2 separate regions of the Homo sapiens genome follow, and region 2 is linked to region 1. Evidence: chromatin loops called from intact Hi-C (ENCODE). Cell type or tissue: mammary epithelial cell. All regions are shown on one strand. Links, peaks and the distances in the headings refer to the core of each region. The heading gives the core; the rest is flanking DNA.

The links. Peaks named below come from ENCODE experiments on the same cell type or tissue, not always from the same donor. Only the 100,000 strongest peaks of a DNase experiment are listed, where the experiment ranks them.
Region 2: a loop joins it to region 1, with 5 times the contacts of the local background. A loop is called at or near these places in 3 of 110 quality-filtered maps.

What each region holds. Positions count from the first base shown.
Region 1 is chr15:45,700,831-45,709,322 of GRCh38, forward strand. It overlaps LOC105370802 (a long non-coding RNA gene), which reads left to right and starts at 4,365. Exons shown (of 5, transcript NR_135680.1): 1 at 4,365-4,459. It overlaps LOC124903484 (a long non-coding RNA gene), which reads left to right. Exons shown (of 2, transcript XR_007064617.1): 2 at 606-2,353. In mammary epithelial cell, for the core only: a CTCF peak has its summit at 5,013 (motif pointing right); a DNase peak (open chromatin) is centred at 4,981; H3K4me3 peaks cover 1,153 bases; H3K27ac peaks cover 562 bases.
Region 2 is chr15:45,851,233-45,859,724 of GRCh38, forward strand. The region is part of intron 2 of LOC105370802 (a long non-coding RNA gene); the gene reads left to right. Among named protein-coding and RNA genes, the nearest start is that of SQOR, 220 kb to the left of the region's middle. In mammary epithelial cell, for the core only: no CTCF peak of the experiment used is centred there; a DNase peak (open chromatin) is centred at 5,159; H3K27ac peaks cover 774 bases.

The DNA.
Region 1 (8,492 bases), core at 3,906-6,405:
CTACTCTTTGCCTGTGGTTCCCCTAAACCTAGGCCCCTCATTTGTAAACCAGCCCATTTTGAATTATCTTAATTTGACTGTGTCATCTGCTTCCTGTTGGGACCCCGGCGGACCCAAGGTAACCTAAAAATGATGCCAAGCTATTGCGAGAGTTTATGGAGGAATGACAGGAGATTGTAGCCACATGAGTGAGGTATAGACAAGGGAGGAGACCCCAGACAGAGTGACAAATGCCAGGGCCAACTCACTTTAAAATGCTGAAGGCTTGAACTAAGGCAGTGGTACTAAGGGCAGGAAAAAATCCATAGATATTTAAGATATCCTGTCAGTTAGGAAAACAGAAATCTGTTTAGATTTGGGTCCCGTTAAGCTATAAATAGCTTAAGGAGAAGAATTAAATATTGTAGAGGGTGGCAAACCATGACCTTTGAGCCAAGTGCAACCAGTGGCCTGTTTTTATAAATAAAGTTTTATTGGAACATGGTCATGCTTGTTTATGTGATGTTTGGGGTGCTTTTCTGCTACAAAGGCAGAGTTGAGCAGTTGTAACAGAGACCATATATGATCTGCAAAGCCTAAAATATTTACTCTCTGGCCCTTTACAGAAAGAGCTTGCTGACTCCTGGAATATTGGGATGGCAACGTTTACAGAACTCTAGGGGAACAAGCAAGAATCGTGGAAAACTACTGTTGGTTTTCATATCGGGGGCTGAATAAACTGCAGGAATACTGGCCCCAGTGATCTTGGCTGTGGATCAGCCACATCAAAATATGTGATTGCAGGAGACCGCTTAGAAACCTATGCTGGCCTCATGTCTGCAGATGCAGATGTCCACCAACACCAGAGGAGGAAGGGCTTCTCCTCATCTGCCTTCCCATCTGTCACGAGTGCCCCTCATTGGCTGGCACTAAGTGAAACTGATGTACATTTCCAGCTTTTCCTCTTGATACACTGGTGATCATAGAAGGGGCAGGGATAGGGAAGCCCGGGGCTTTGGGGTGACTAGAGAGGGTAGGGATTTGGAGTCTGGGAGGACTCCCAGGCTTTGGTGACAGTGATGAATTGTGGTGATACCCACAGAGAGGATGAGAAGAAGAAAAGAAGAAGATTCTGGACAGGAGGGGAGGCCCTATTGGGAGGTTAGATTCCCAACCCCCTGCCAACTGTGGAGTTGAGTCACAGCCACCTGCCCCAGTGGGGCTGTACTTACATTGATTCATGGAGTAAAACCATTAAGTACTTTTGACATAAAACATTGGTATTCTGAGCCCGGGATGAACAGATTTTGCCATGGCTGATGGATATCTAGCTCACAAGCTAACACAGCTATACATCTTCCTTTGGTAGGTTTCAAGGAGACCTTCCAGGAACTGGAAAGCATTGGCAATTTCTTTGGCCTGGCGCCCTGTTGGCATGCATGGTCTTGTGAATGCCAGAGAGGCCTGAAGCAAAGTAACCAAGTGAGGAGAGTAGATTGGAGGGAGAGGAGGTGAGACGCAAAGGGGTGGAGAGGAGACCAAGGAAACCCTGGGGAGGAGCCTCATTACAGAGGTGAGAGGTCACCTAATGCCCATGGAGCAGGGAGCAATGGAGGATAGGGGGAAAGGGTGCTAGGACTGCAGGTGCTGACCAGCCCAGGCCTCCGCCTCCACCTGGCTTATTGTCAGTCAGAGCTTCACCTTCCTCCAGAGCATGCTCCCTACTGTTGACTGGGGACTGTGCTGTGAAATTTAGCAAGATCTGGCAGAAAACTCTTCCCCATCCTATATCTTTCTTTGGGCAGAGACTCAAGGACCTCAGTTGTGTGACTTTTCACTTCAGCAAAGTTGGTTTTATTAGCTCTACTTCCCCCAGTTTGGTAGTAATCCAGCTCACAAATCCATCCTTACAGCCTACTAATCCATGTTACATCCTACTAGTTAACGATTGTCTTCTAAATGAGGAATGCCTTCCAATTATTTTTATGTGCAAATACAATACTGCAGGTGCTTAAACATCAATAATGGTAAAAACAACATGGTAATTGCTCTAGACTGAATGTTTGTATTTCTCTCAAATTCATATGTTGAAGCCCTCAACCCCAATGTGGCTGTATTTTGAGATAGAGCATTTACAGGAGTAATTAAGGTTAAATGAGTCCACAAGGGTAGGGCTCTGATCCAAAAGAAATAGTGTCCTTATAACGGGAGGAACCAGAGAGCTCTCTCTCTCTGCCATGTAAGAATACAGTAAGAAGGTTGCTGTCTACAAACTAAGAAGAGGGCCCTCACCAGAATTCAATCATGCTGGCACCTTATCTTGGACTTTCAACCTCCAGAATTGCAAGAAAATAAATTTCTGTTCTTTAAGCCACCCCAGTCTGTTGTGTTTTGTTATAGTAGCTCAAGCTGATTAAAAAAGTATTTGAATGGTTGTGGTTAAGATGAAACTTTTCTAGAATTCAACTTACAAATTTAGAAAATGGCTGCTATTTATGATTAGAAACAACATGTTCATTGTCAAAAGTCCTGACACATTTGCAAGATAACATGGCAAAGGAGAAGTAGAACTGAGATTTGAAATCTCTCCCAGTGTCTTGGGAGAACTTGTCGATGTCAGTATTACTTCGGAGTTCTTTTCCTGTTCAGCACTGTCCTATTTCTGCTTAGGTAGTAAAGGAAAGGGGAGAAATGTATTTGTCTAAATTATTTCACTTGCCAAGTAGAAATAAATAAATAAAAATAAAACTTTCATTGGTTTAAGTATCTAGGAAGTCTGGGAAGGAGATCAAGCATGGGTGGATCAAGAAGCTTAATTTCTTAATTTCTTGACCTTTCAGCTCTGACTTTCTTTGTGTTGGTTTCTTTCTCAGGTAGACTCACTTCATATGTTGACCAAGTGGGCCTGGGCAGGGTTAGACTTTCCTGGTCTAGAGCCCACAGACCCAGAGACAATGCCTCTTTTCTGTTAACAGTAAAAATCTGGTGAGAACTTTGAGGATTCAAGCTGGGTTTGTGAGCTTCCCGGAACCAGTCATGTGCTCATCCTTGAAGGAGAGGATTAGGTCAGCCATGTGTGAGCCACATGGACCGAGAATGGGTGTAGGTGTGGGGTTTAAAAACCCACATTTACTACAAGGATAGGAAGGTGGACACATCCTGTCTTCTCCATTAACAGTGTTAATTTATTCATTCATTCTACAATTAGCAATCGCATGGGGCCTGGCCGACTGCTGAGGTTCCTCAGGTGAGTAAGACGGGCTCCAGCCTTGGAGGAGCTTCCAGTCTAAGGGAGCCCGAGTTCACAGAGAGGGTCCCCTAGGACACTGGCACGGCATCCTGCTGGCCAGGAAAGGGAACTGCTGCTCCTCCAGAGAGGATAGGTGGGTTTGTTGTTTTTTTTTTTTTTGCCAGAGAACACCATGGTTCCTGCCAGCACCTGCTTACGACAGCCCTTTCAACGTCGCAGGGCTTGTCAGTGGGTTCTGTGACAGAACCGTGCAAGTAATGGTACGCGGAGAGGGCGCGCGAAAGCGCCTGGCTCGTTCCTGGAGCCCGGGCTGCGGACGCCCCCTGCGTGCTGCGAAACCTGAGGGGTCTCGGTCCTTCCTGGCCTTTTATAGGCCGTGCCTAGAAACGCTTGGCTTGACCAGTTAGAAGTAACGCCACGCTGTGAATGTTTACCACCTGCGCACTGTCAGCGCTGAGTAAAGGGGCCCGAACCCCCGGTTCCAGGAGCCCCTGCTCGCCTCTCCAGCCACCTTCCCACCAGCCCACAACGCACAAGGACCACAGCTTCCAGAGGCGCCGTGCGCTCTCTTTCCAGGCGCTTTCCCCCTGCTGGAATGCTCCACCCCTTCCGCTCGGCGAACTCCTATTCATCCTTCTGGACTCCTTCCCAGAGCTAACTACAGACCTGAAAGATTTCTTCTTCTGCGCTCTCAGGGAACAACAGTCCTTAAAGTCCAGCTCACGCTGCTGTGCTGCAGCGTCGCTCTCGGTCCCCTCCACTGCACTGGGTCTCCCCACTGCACTGGGCCCCCTCTTCACTGCACCCGGCCACTCCACCGCACCCGGTACCCCGGCCCTCTATGGCACCCAGTTCTCTCTCCTCGGCACCCAGTTCCCCGCCCCCACCTCCGCCCCAACGGCACCCAGTCCCTCGCACCCAGCACCGCCCCCGTCCCTCGCACCCAGCACCGCCCCCGTCCCACCAACAGCACCCAGTCCCCCCGCTCCGCCACGGCACCCAGTCCCCTCAGGGCACCCGGTTCCCCGCCTCCGCCAAGGCACCCGGTTCCCCGCCTCCGCCAAGGCAACCGGTCCCCCCCCCCCCCGCCCCCCGCTACGGCACCCAGTCCCCCGACGGCTCTCGGTCTCCTCCACGCCGAGCCTCGGAGAGCAGGGGCTTTGCTTTTCCGGCTGAGGTGTTCAATAAACATCTCTTAAACAAAGGAGTGCGCAAGTGAGATAATATAAGGTAAGTGCTTGCCACTATACGAATGTACAGAAAGGAAGATGTTATTATTTTACTTCAGCCCCATATTTAATTATAAAGCATTTGTGAGCAAAGCTGATTAACACTGATTTCTAATTTCTAGCGTGAGACATGACGCTTGGGAGACAAGCTGTAAATGAGACGTGGGGCTTATGTTTTCGGTAGGTGAGATTTAATGTACACAAGGGTAAGAGTAGGAAACAAAAGTAATTCGAAGTTAAATATGGTCTTTTTGGTTAAATTCTACGGGTTCTGGGAGGAGGGCAATACCATTTCCTGCTGAGGTGAGTTTGCTCACCCATTGCCATAATCACAATCGTAATAAAAATAACATTAATAACTACAATTGATCGAGCTCTTTGAGGCGGACATCGGGTTAGGCATTTTGGATCCAATTTCTCATTTAATCCTCACGACCATCTTGAGGGAGCGCATTTTACCCGTGTTTTACGGGGGACTGAAGCTTAAGGAGCAGTAACTTGCCCAGGTCACGTGGCTAGGAAGAGACAAGGTCAGGTCAGAGCCACAAGAGGGCGCTCTTCCCCTTTCTATTCTATGTTGTCCTGTGGTTCCCGCTTTTCCTCAGGGGCACCTTCCACAAATGTAAAAACCCCACATAAACATCTTGTTTCTCTGTCTTCCTCCTCCCCAGTGTCTCTCTCTCCTCTCAGTCTGTTTGTCTCCTCTCAGTTTCTCTCTCCCTTTCCTTACTTGTTTTTTGTCTCTCTCTTCCTCCTTGTTTTCTGTTTATTTATCTATTTCAGGGGATGGGCAGCCTTGGGAATATGGGCTGTAGGTAGGAAGAGAACATTTCTGGAACTGAAAATTATGCTGCATCTTGTCTAACGGGAAGCAAAATTTTTGAATGTGGGAATCTTGTAAAATCTAGACGTTGGTCATCAATACACATGGCATGAAACTGTAAAACTATGAGCAGCTGTGGTGAGTTGTGACTGGGAAGCCACATGGGGTGTGTATGAGCACATGCATTTGCAAGCTTCCCTGGAGCTTCCTCCAGGTTACTCCTGGGTTCTGCCTTTCCCTGGTTACACTTAGGATTGAAGCCTCATTCACCTCTGTGTATTTGCTCATGCTTTTCCTGTCACTGGTGTTAATTTCTGTAGTCTCTCTGCATGTTTAACTAAATTCTACCTCTTTTTTTTTTTTTTTTTTGAGACAGAGTCTTGCCTGTTGCCCAGGCTGGAGTGCAGGGGTGTGATCTCAGCTCACTGCAACTTGAGTCTCCCAGGTTCAAGCGATTCTCCTGCCTCAGCCTCCTGAGTAGCTGGGATTACATACAGGTGCACACCACCACGCAGGGCTAATTTTTTCTTTTCCTTTCTTTTTGTTTTTTTTAGACAGAATCTCGCTCTGTTGCGCAGGCTGGAGTACAGTGGTGTGATCCGGGCTCACTACAACCTCTGCCTCCCAGGTTCAAGCGATTCTTCTGCCTGGGACTACAGGTGCGTGCCACCATGCCCGGGTAACTTTTTTTTGTATTTTTAGTAGAGATGGGGTTTCACCATATTGGCCAGGCTGGTCTCGATCTCCTGACCTTGTGATTCGCACCCCCCCCCCGCCACCTTGGCCTCCCAAAGCGTTGAGATTACAGGCGTGAGCCACCGCGCCGGGCCTAATTTTTTTATTTTTATTTTTAGTAGAGACGGGGTTTCACTTTGTTGACCAGGCTGATCTTGAACTCCTGGCCTCAAGTTATCCGCCCTGCCTTGGCTTTCCAAAGTGCTGAGATTGCAGGTGTGAGCCACTGTGCCTGGCCAAAATTCTACTTATTTTTTTATAGAGGAGTAGTACAGGCTGTTTCTGACTGCCCCATCTGTAAGTAAACAATCTAGTTTTGAATTGTCAATTGATTTAAAAGTGATAGTTTTCAAATCTTCATTGAGGCATTTTGTATCCATTGATTCTTTCTGCCAGGGCACACACTCTGTCTACGTTATGCACTGAAGCCTTTCTGTGTATCCTTACTGGGCCTTGATGCTGGGTAACTGCACGATTCTGGTAACCAAACCTGGTGGCACATCCCAATCAGCTTTTTCAAAATAGGGCTTTCTAGACTTTCACCTGGAGATTCTGTCTAGAGGTGTTTGGGCTGAAGCCTGGCAACTGTGTTACATGAACAGTTGGCCCCCATCCCTGGGGCATCTGCCTCTGCTGCACTGATGCCTTCCCCAGCTCACATCATGGCTGCATGGGGCCAGAGGGGGTTCCCTGTGATGCTTGCAGAAAAGCTTGGGTCTGCTGGTAGGAGTGGAAAATGGACTGCTGCCCACTCCAGAGTGGCTTTAAAGGACAGTGGAGAGGGAGTCTTCCTAATGAGCAGAGCTGTGAGCAGTACCCTTGTTTGTCCATCTTGTATGGAGGGAGAAGGGGCCCGAGGTCGCTTACATGGACTCCTGGGGAGTGGTGACTGATTTGGTTGCAAGTCTGGAAAGAGCAGGAGTGGAAGATCTGAGAGCAAGAGTCAGGGTGAGGTGTGGATGAACCTACAGGAGTGGGCAGAGAGCACTCAGATCTCCCTGCTGGCCATCAATACCCGGCTGAGGGTGAGCACAGCAGAGGAGTCGCTCAACAACCGGGTGGACAAGACGACTCGTCTGGTAGACGCCTGCCAGCCTCTGCCCTTGGTCACTCCAGTGCTCATGTTACCAGAAAGGGGTCCTGATCTAGATCCCAAGACAGGGTTCTTGGATCTCACACAAGAAATAATTCGAGGCTAATCCATAAAGTGAAAGCAAGTTTATTAGGAAAGTAAAGGAATAAAGAATGGCTACTCCATAGGTGGAGCAGCCTGAGGGCTGCTGGTTGGCTATTTTTATGGTTATTTCTTGATTATATGCTAAACTAGGGGCAGGTTATTCATGAGTTTTCCAAGAAAGAGGTGGGCAATTCCCAGAACTGAGGGTTCCTCCTCTTTTTAGACCATATGGGTTAACTTCCTGACGTTGCCATGGCATCTGTAAACTGTCATGGCACTGGTGGGAGTGTCTTTTAGCATGCTAATGCATTATAATTAGTGAATAATGAGCAGTGAGGTCACTTTTGTTGCCATCTTGTTTTTAGTGGGTTTTGACCAGCTTCTCTACTGCAACCTGTTGTATCAGCAAGGTCTTAATGACCTGTACCTTGTGTGGACCTCCTATCTCATCCTGTGACTTAGAATGCCTAACCTCCTGGGAATGCAGCCCAGTAGGTCTCAGCCTTATTTTACCCAGCCCCTATTCAAGATGGAGTTGCTCTGGCTCAAACACCTCTGATGCTCACTCCACGGGCCCATGGCTGGAAGAGTTACGGTAGTAGGGATAGAGGCTCTGTAGAGGGCCAACAGCAAGGGCCCCCTCTGACCAAAGCTGATCCAGTTACTGCCACTGCTGAATACCCGACCTGTTGATGGCAGAGAACGAAGATGACCCCTTGGTATGGTCCTACTTCTTGGAGAGTCTAGCTAGACATTTGCTGGCAAGTTGATTCCATCAGGCCTTTCTCACCCTGCAGGGGACAGTGATTGATTCTTTTTTGGAGTTGATTCCATCAGATACCATCAGTTTGCCCTTCCTATGTCTTTGCTGGTATCATCCAAGGGTTCACAGAGTACCTGATTACTGACATGGGGTTCCATGTAACAGCTTTTCAGATGAGAGCCCATTTCACAGTGGAGAAAGTGTGATACTAGCACCCAGCACAGGGTTCTCTGGACCCACCACGCACCACATGGCCTGGCAGCCTAAAGGAGGATGCAATGGCCAGTGGGCCTTTGTCCCCTCAGCTGGAATCAGCTTGTGGTAGATGTCCCTTAGATAGAGCCCCCAGAGACATCCAGGGACTCTGAATGCAGGTATTTCCATAGAGAACAGGAGGCCAGAGGAAGCAGGAGTTCAGGCCTGGTAGCATGTGTGCAGTGGGACACTAGATGTCTCAGAGCAGGAATCTGTATTTTTAAAGCCTCTTAAGGGATGACAGGTACTCTCCTAGGGTCGAGAACCACCGGGGGGGGGAA
Region 2 (8,492 bases), core at 3,827-6,326, 150 kb after region 1:
GCTGGCTTCACCTCTCATTATTATGATGAAAACGAAAAAGCTTATGAATATACCATCTTGATGGTTTACAGTCATTTAATACAGTCCAGAATTGGCAACCAGCCTTTTTTGTCTGTGTTCAAAGGAAAACAGTCTACTACACTTTTTATTTAAATTACAAAAATCACCCACTCTATAAGTTTACTAAGGAACCAGGCTACCCTCTCTAGCCTGAAATTCAATATTTGAAATTGGGGCTATAATGGAAAATTACAGCAATTGAACAAAAAGTTTCATGTTACTATTATTACCCCTTTAAACTGTCCTCAGACAGTTCAGTGATGCTTTTTAGAAGTGGCAGCCAACTTTGAGTCTTGTCTCAATCTTTATTTGAAGTCATAAAATGTGACATTATAAATTCAGAAATTAAACAGCATTGCTAATACAGAAGCACTTCTGAAGGTGGTGCATGCATGCTAATTATCATCCTTAAAATAATCCCCTAGACACCAAACATTTTCTGAAATAGCTCAGTTATAATAAATACATCTGCAAATCATCTTTTATGGGCATGATTCATGTGTGCACACATTTTTGACAGTGCGATAATATGTAGGGAGTAGGAGTACATTTCCATTCTTTCTGAACATTTCTGGCCACCAGAGAGAACTAGGTAGTCCTGGTGAATGTCGAGTACCTTACATCTTTGGTATTCTATAATAGATAAGAGGTGGATTCATGAATTAGTAACTTTATTTCTCTGAGACATACAATGTCCCAATTTGAAGAACTTGTTTTACTTACACACTGGGATTGTCTTGGGCACATGTGGAATTGGGGTTTCCCACTTTATTCTGTTTGAAGACACAGGAGAGCCCTCAGCTCTGTTTTGCCTATCTACTTGAACTTCTGAAATTTTATAGTTAGACGTGCAGTACTTGGATAAAGAGACTATCCACATCCACACAGGTGTCTTCTTTTTAAAATGCACTTACTGTGCAGGATGAGATCTAAAATACAGATATCTTGACATACAGATATCTAGGTAAGAAACACCTGCAAGGGGCACTACATTAATCTGTCAGACAATAAAATCTTAGTATAAATAAATTTTCAAAAGTTAGAACAAATGAATAATTGATGGACAATGACTCTTAGCCTTGAAGATTATATTGCTTTGAGGATTCTGAGTTCTGTCTTCCACTAAGAGTATCTATCATGGGTTTGGAGAGAAGAAACTATGGCATTCACGTGAATTTTTGGTGCACAAGACCTAGATATTTTGGTAATGGATGAATAGTTTATTTTTAAATAAAAATTGGGACAAAAAGTCTGGCAAGAAGTTTTTTTGTTGTTTCTGGGTCTAAGAGGGAATAAAAGAGACAAAATTTAGATGTGGACATAATGCAACTTCCAGCATAATTTTATGATTTATAGGAACAATTGAATATTTAAATTGAAGACTACTCTGAAAAATTTCATGGTTAAGAAAGTATGCTAGCTTAGCTGGGGCCACAGCAGTAAAGGAGTGGACATTCTGAGGCAAGGATGGTGAAAGGGAGGGAAGGAAGGAGCCTTTCAGCTGTGACAGTGTCAGGGAAGTACAGGCAGGGGCAGGTGAATCAGTTGTTATCTGAAATGCTTATGTTGAGACACATCCCATTGCAGCCCCTAAAATGGTTCACAAGTTGGCTTCTGTCCCCATGTAGGCAAAATTTCCACTATTCAGGCTGTGAAGGGAGTTGTCTCCTCCAGAGAGACCCTGCCCTTTAAAAGAACACAAATGATTTTATTATGGATAACCAAATTAGAGATAACACTGTTAACCCCATCTGAGAAAACCAAACCAAAACAAACCAAAGCTGGAGGGGCAGGAGTGGTCATGTGAAATGATTTTCTTCTTATTAATTTCTTGGGTCATTTAGAAACTTGCAAAATTTTGAACCACTCATCCCTGGTCCTTGGCTTCACTAGGCTATCGCTGAATTTCCCTGGTACACATTTCTTTTTTTCTAGTCATCCAGGGATGCCATTTTAGTGCAGAGCAGAGCCAAGAAGGTCCTGCATGCTAAATATCAAAAACAGTCCCCAGGAGTTATCACAAACCTCCTTGCAGGTTTGTGTCTTTGGGAGGAGAAGAAATAAAGCGGCTATCTCCACGTTAGCCATTGACTTTCATGTCTCCCTTCTTTACTTCCTCCTGGGCTACTGACCCTAGTGACCCATCAAAGCCTGGGTGCAATGTTACCTGGCATTCTTCTTGCTTTTTTCCTATGGGTGCTCAGGCCAGCAGCTGGCACTATTTGCCCCAAGTACTTAGCTTGTCCCAACATTCTGACGCCATGCTCATAGCTGATGCTACATGAGTGAGTGCATAGGGAGGCACGATTGTGCTAGCTAGGCCATCCACTGGTCTCAGAGTCCTTAGAGAACACTCTTCAGCTTCTGTTTGGCTTCTTGTCCTCCTGATCAGAGGAATGACCCCTCCTCTCTCAGATGGTTCCTTGCTCTGGAAAGAATGGAGAACTAACATCAAAATCGGATGATTATTCACCCCTTGGGATTCTGACTTGAAGAATTTCTTAGGTTGGAGGTGGTAGGTATTGGTGCAGGCAGTCTTTCGTTTTCTGTCTCCTCGGCAGAAGACATCAGATGTTTGGTCTTCTCCAAGAAGGGTGGCTGGGGAAAATTAGTGCAGCCTTCTGAATAGGTGTATGATTGATTTGGTGGTGCTAGCTCTTGATTCTACTTACAATGCCTATAATTTTTGAAAAATCTTCTACCTTCCAGTAAAGAAAAATTCCATTTCCCACACTGAAATTATCTTCTACTTCTCATTTATGATGCTGTAGTTTTCCACCCCCCCGTTCCACTCCCTAACTTCTTTATTATTATTATTATTATTATTATTATTATTATTATTATTATTGTTTTTTAGACAGTTTTGCTCTTGTTGCCCAGGCTGGAGTGCAGTGGCGCGATTTTGGCTCACTGCAACCTCCACCTCCTGGGTTCAAGAGATTCTCCTGCCTCAGCCTCCTGAGTAGCTGAGATTATAGGCGCCCACCACCATGCTCGGCTAATTTTTTGTATTTTTAGTAGAGAGAGGGTTTCATAATGTTGGCCAGGCTCGTCTCAAACTCCTTAACTCAGGTGATCCACCCATCTCAGACTCCCAAAGTACTGGGATTACACAGGCGTGAGCCACCACACCTGGCCCACTCTCCAACTTCTTATGTCCATTTTCCTAGGCCACTTCTAGAGATGATAGCACATAGATCTCAAAATAGTTTTAAAATCTTGAGTTATTAGTTTAAAACAGCATTAGGAGAACTTACAAGTACTTACTCTGTCATAACCTGGTTCAGCTTGTCCCAGGCTCTGTGCCATCGTGGAATCCTTTCTGTTTCCTCCTAAGTCATTTGGTCTCTCCTTTCGCCTTGTCTGAATCAGGTCTGCCCTCAATGCCAAGTCAACACCTGCCTCCCTTTCTCAGGGTACAGTCAGAATGTAGATTATGTCTCAATTCAAGTATGCCTTGAGAACGAGATTTCCATAGAGTAAAAAAAAAAAAAAATCACTGTGAAAGAGATAATGGGAAAAGAAGATGAACAGCTGCCTCTCTTGGGGTGGGGAAGAGAAAGAGAAATCAGAAAACATACATGGGAGAAAACTACTTTTTTAAGAGTTGGCTTTTCTCAGATGATAAGTAGTTTTATGAAACGAGTTTACTTGAAATCACATGGCCTTGGTTCAAACTTTGGCTCTACTACTTATTGCTGTGTGACTTTGGACAAGTCACTTAACCTCTCTGGTCTCAGGTTTTTTGATATTGCCTCAGGACAATAATATCCGATTTTTGGGAGGTTGTGAGAATTCAAGTTTCAAGTGTTGAGAACAGTGCTTGACACGTAGTAACTACTCAACAAACATTAATTTTTGAAAAGCCATATGTTTTTGGACCAAATTTGCCAATGTTAAAATGACCATAATAATGATAACAATATTCACAAATCAATGCCTAGAGTATCTGGAGCTGGCGGTGCATGTTTGCAGGCCTGGTTCTCAGGCAAGTCCAGGAACCTAGAAGTTTGTTCCTCTTCTGCAAATGCTGGGGCAATGGGAAGGGAACAAAGCAGATAAGGTTTCCAGACCACAGTCAGTTGGCAATCCCTGCCCTGGTAAATAGAGGACTGTGTGATGTCTGTTTACCGTGTGCTCAAGAAAGGAATTCCAGCCTGGCTTTCTTTCAACTTGGTGCTAACCACCTGGAGAGGAATAGTTTAAGAAAAGATTTAAAGTACCAGTACTTTTCAACAGAGCTATGAGAACCTGCTTGCTAAAAATTCATCTTGTCTAATAATTACATTTTTCAAAACTCTGCAGAGCTGTGATGGTCCCCGTGGTTAGTACATCCTCTAACACAAACAGACCCAAGCAGACAAGAAGGGTGGGCCTGATGCAGGACATTTGCCCAGAGCCGCCAAGTCAAAGTGAGCTTTGTGTACAGCCTGCTGGCTCATTAGGGGTGTAGCTGCTGCATGCTGGTTCATTAGGGGTGTAGCTTCACATCCAGGTTCCCTGGGCTCTTCAGGACAGAGAGGCAACCTAGTGAATGGGAAAGGACACTGGCCTAGTGGGAGGTGTTTGGGTCATGAGGGTGGATCTCTCATGAATGGCTTAGTGCTGTTTCAAGACTAGAACCAAGAATGAGTTGGATTAGGAGGTCTAAGATTCAGAGAGCTGAAGTTCTTCTGCTGTAAAAAGAGGTTCATAACATGAAGATCTACCTATTTGCCAAGGTCACGGGAGAGGTCTAATGAGAATAAAAACTATAAAGTGCTGTTCAAACATTAGATGGAGTCATTACCTGTTCTGTTGATAGAGTACCAGAATACCTGTATGTGAGTCTGTGCATATGTTCCTGTGTGCTCGTGACAAAAACAGACTCACTTTAAACACACACATTTTATATTGCTGTTCCTATTATTTCTGGATCTTTAAGAAAAATAATTTGCAAAAGTAATAATGCTTGCAGCAAACATTTACGTATACTTTCACTTCTCTGAGGCAACCACTGTCAGCTTTGTTTTAGTCTGAGTACTCCGAGAAGCAGATGCCAATCTGGTTAGACATGCAAGAGATTTATTAATGAAAACACCTGTAAGGACAATGAAGAGTGAGTCAGGGGAGAGGAGGAGAGTCATCTGACTGAAATGCAGACCTGAGGCCTGTGAAGAGAGAGAGAAGGAAGGAAGGTCTTAGATAGTAATGCAGTTTTGAGAAAGTTTCACTGAGAAAGACACAGACTTTGAGGCAAAGTCTTGTGTCAGGAGTTGTGCCTCTCCCAGAAATGGACCTGCTTTTGTATTCTTACTGCATTTATTCATTGGCTGGGATCAGCCTCACATTGTCATGGCCGCTGCAGTGCCTAGTCTTTCAGACTTTCTCTATGTCTATGTAATCTTTTGTAACACACACACACACACACACACACACACACACACACACACATGCATGAATATGTATAGATATCTACATAAACACTTACAGTTTTGTGGGTAGAGCCATGCTTTACATTTTGTTTGGCAACTTGCAATTTTCATTTAATAACAATTTTTTATGAACATCATCATATCAGTATATGATATGGTTTGGATATTTGTCTCCTCCCAATCTCATGTTGAAAATTGATCCCCAGTGTTGGAGGTGGGGCCTGGTGGGAGGTGTTTGGGTCATGGGGACGGGTCCCTCATGAATGGCTTGGTTTTGTCCCAAGACTAGAACCAAGAGTGAGTTCTTGCTCTACTAGTTCACATGAAAGCTAGTTGTTTAAAAGAGCCTAGTACCTCTCTTGCTGTCTCTTTCTTGCCATGTGACACACCGGCTCCCCCTTTGCCTTCTTCCATGATTGGAAGCTTCATGAGGTCGTGACTAGAGGCAGATGTTGGCACCATGCTTTTTGTAAAGCCTGCAGAACTGTGAGCCAAATAAACTGCTTTTCTTTAGAAATTATCCAGCCTCAGGTATTCTTTTATAGCAACACAAACAGACTAATATAGTATATATAGATTCTTCTCATTATTTTTAATGTGAATGGAATTTTATTATTTGCTATACTGAATTTTATTTAACTCATCCTCAGTTGATTTGCATTTGAGTTCCTTTCAGCTTTTCACTATTATACATAGGCCAGAAAACCTACTCTCACGTACATATTTTTATGTCCATATGTAGCTTTTTAAAATAGGGTAAATTCCTATAATCGAAATTGCTGAGTCAGAGGACATGACATGTAAACTTTCAATAGATACTGCCAAATTGACATCCAAAATAATTTCACCAATTCGGCTCTCCCACCAACAGTATATGACAGTGAATCATCAGCCATTGCTATATCAGTCCCAGGCATTGTCCTTCTTTGTAATTTTGCCACGTTGATGAGTGAAAAGCGAACATGTGGGCTTTAAATAAACCAATTTCAAAGGGAGAGTTCCTATATCCATGATTCCTTACGGCTTTCTCCTGGTGGATCTATCTATTCCTAATCCAAGCTGTTAGGAGCCTGGGTTTGACTTGTATAGGTTAGGAGTCCTGAACTCAGAAGCAGAGAAGAAAACTGGATGTGGTCTCTTATGCCAAATACCAATCACAAGCCCCCAAATGGCACCATTAGAAACTTGTTTCCTTGGAACTCTGGGAAGCTGTTAAAACCCAGAGCCCTCTATTGAAGTGAAAATACTCTCTTTGAGCCTCAGATATAATCCAGGATCTATGTTTTCCAATGGGAAAACTGAATTCTTTCCTAGACAGTGCTTCAATCAACCAGGGTCAAAAAATGAGTTAATGATAGAGTTCAGTCTGAGACCAGGTTTTCTGACTTCTACTCTCTTACTCTACACTGTGAGAATACAAATAATATTTTTTAAAAATCATAATTACAGCTATAAATGTTGGTGTTAACTAACCGTTTGGAATCATCAAGTTTCTTAAGTCAAATAGAGAAAATGAAAGCTAAAAGCACTAAATGCTTAATATCTGAAGAATTACAATGTATGTATTCATGTCACCATTTAGCATTTAATGAATCAAATACGTGGCTACAACGATGAAAAAGATAAAAATGGTTAGCTCTCTTGTTTTAGGGAAAGTGACTATGATGCTTTGGCTCTCAACAAGTAACTTTCATGTGTCGCTATTGTGTATATATAAATACATATAACAGGAAGTTTGGTTGCATAGTTTAAGTAGTTGTCCAAAGACCTTCCTAATTTCCAATTTAACCTAGTGTTGTAGATCCTAAACAAGCCATTCTAAACAGGGGAGTGAGTCCCTCTCTGTGACTCCTCAGAGCTGGTTGACAGCATTCCTTTGATCACTTTACTTTTGTACCCTGAGATGTAATTTATTTAAATCTGGAAGTATGAATTCTTAGGGTGTGAGTAGTACTAGTAAAAATATTCCCTAGTTCTTTGTAAAGTGGGAGGTGTTTGGGTCATGAGGGTGGATACCTCATGAATGGCTTGGTGTGGTTCCAAGACTAGAACCAAGAGTGAGTGCTCGCTCTATTAATTCACGTGAGAGCTAGTTGTTTAAAAGAACCTGGCATCTCTCTTGCTGTCTCTCTCTTGCTTTCTTTCTTGCCATGTGACACACCTGCTCCCCCTTCGCCTTCTTCCATAATTGGAAGCTTCCTGAAGTCCTGACCAGAGGCAGATGCTGACACCATGCTTCTTGTACAGCCTGCAGAACTGTGAGCCAAATAAACCTCTTTTATTAGGTTTATTTTAATTCTTCAGGAGTATTTTTTACTAGTTTGGAACTTTGAACTAAACAGAGAGAACAGTTTTGGTTAAGTAGAACCAAAGATCCCACTCCTTAAGTGAAGATAGAATGTAGAATGCCTCTCATTTCTGTTATCTTAGAAACCTGTAACATTAATTCTTGTGCCCCAAGTAGTGAGTCTGTTTTTTCTTGTTTATATTCATGATTTGAATTTATTACTGGGGATTTTAGTCTTTCTTCAGGATCTATCATTTGTCAATCCTCATTTTCCAACATTTATATAAATATTTTTCATTCCTAGCTCTGAAATCACATTGCTTTTTTTTGTTAACCTTTTTATTGTAAATGAAAGCACAGATTATGAAAGCCACACAATACGAATGTGTGGCTTAATGACTTATTTATGAGGCAAGTTCTCTTGTAACTATCACCCAGGTTAGGAAACAGAGCTGTATCACTGACCCCAGAAGTCTTCTATGTGCCTGTTACAATATCCAGCCTCCTGCTCTTTCAAAAATGGTCACCCACTGGACTTTTCTTATATTCCTAGACACTGTAATTTAGTCTTACCCATTTTTTATTTGCTTTTAAGTCTCTCTTGATTTACAGTGCACCCTTCATAACTTTATTTTCCCTATCATTTGTCATTTGAAAAACCTGGGGCATTTGACCTGTAGCATTACCCATAGTGTGGATTCTGTTCATTGCATACTTAGGGTGCAGTTCAT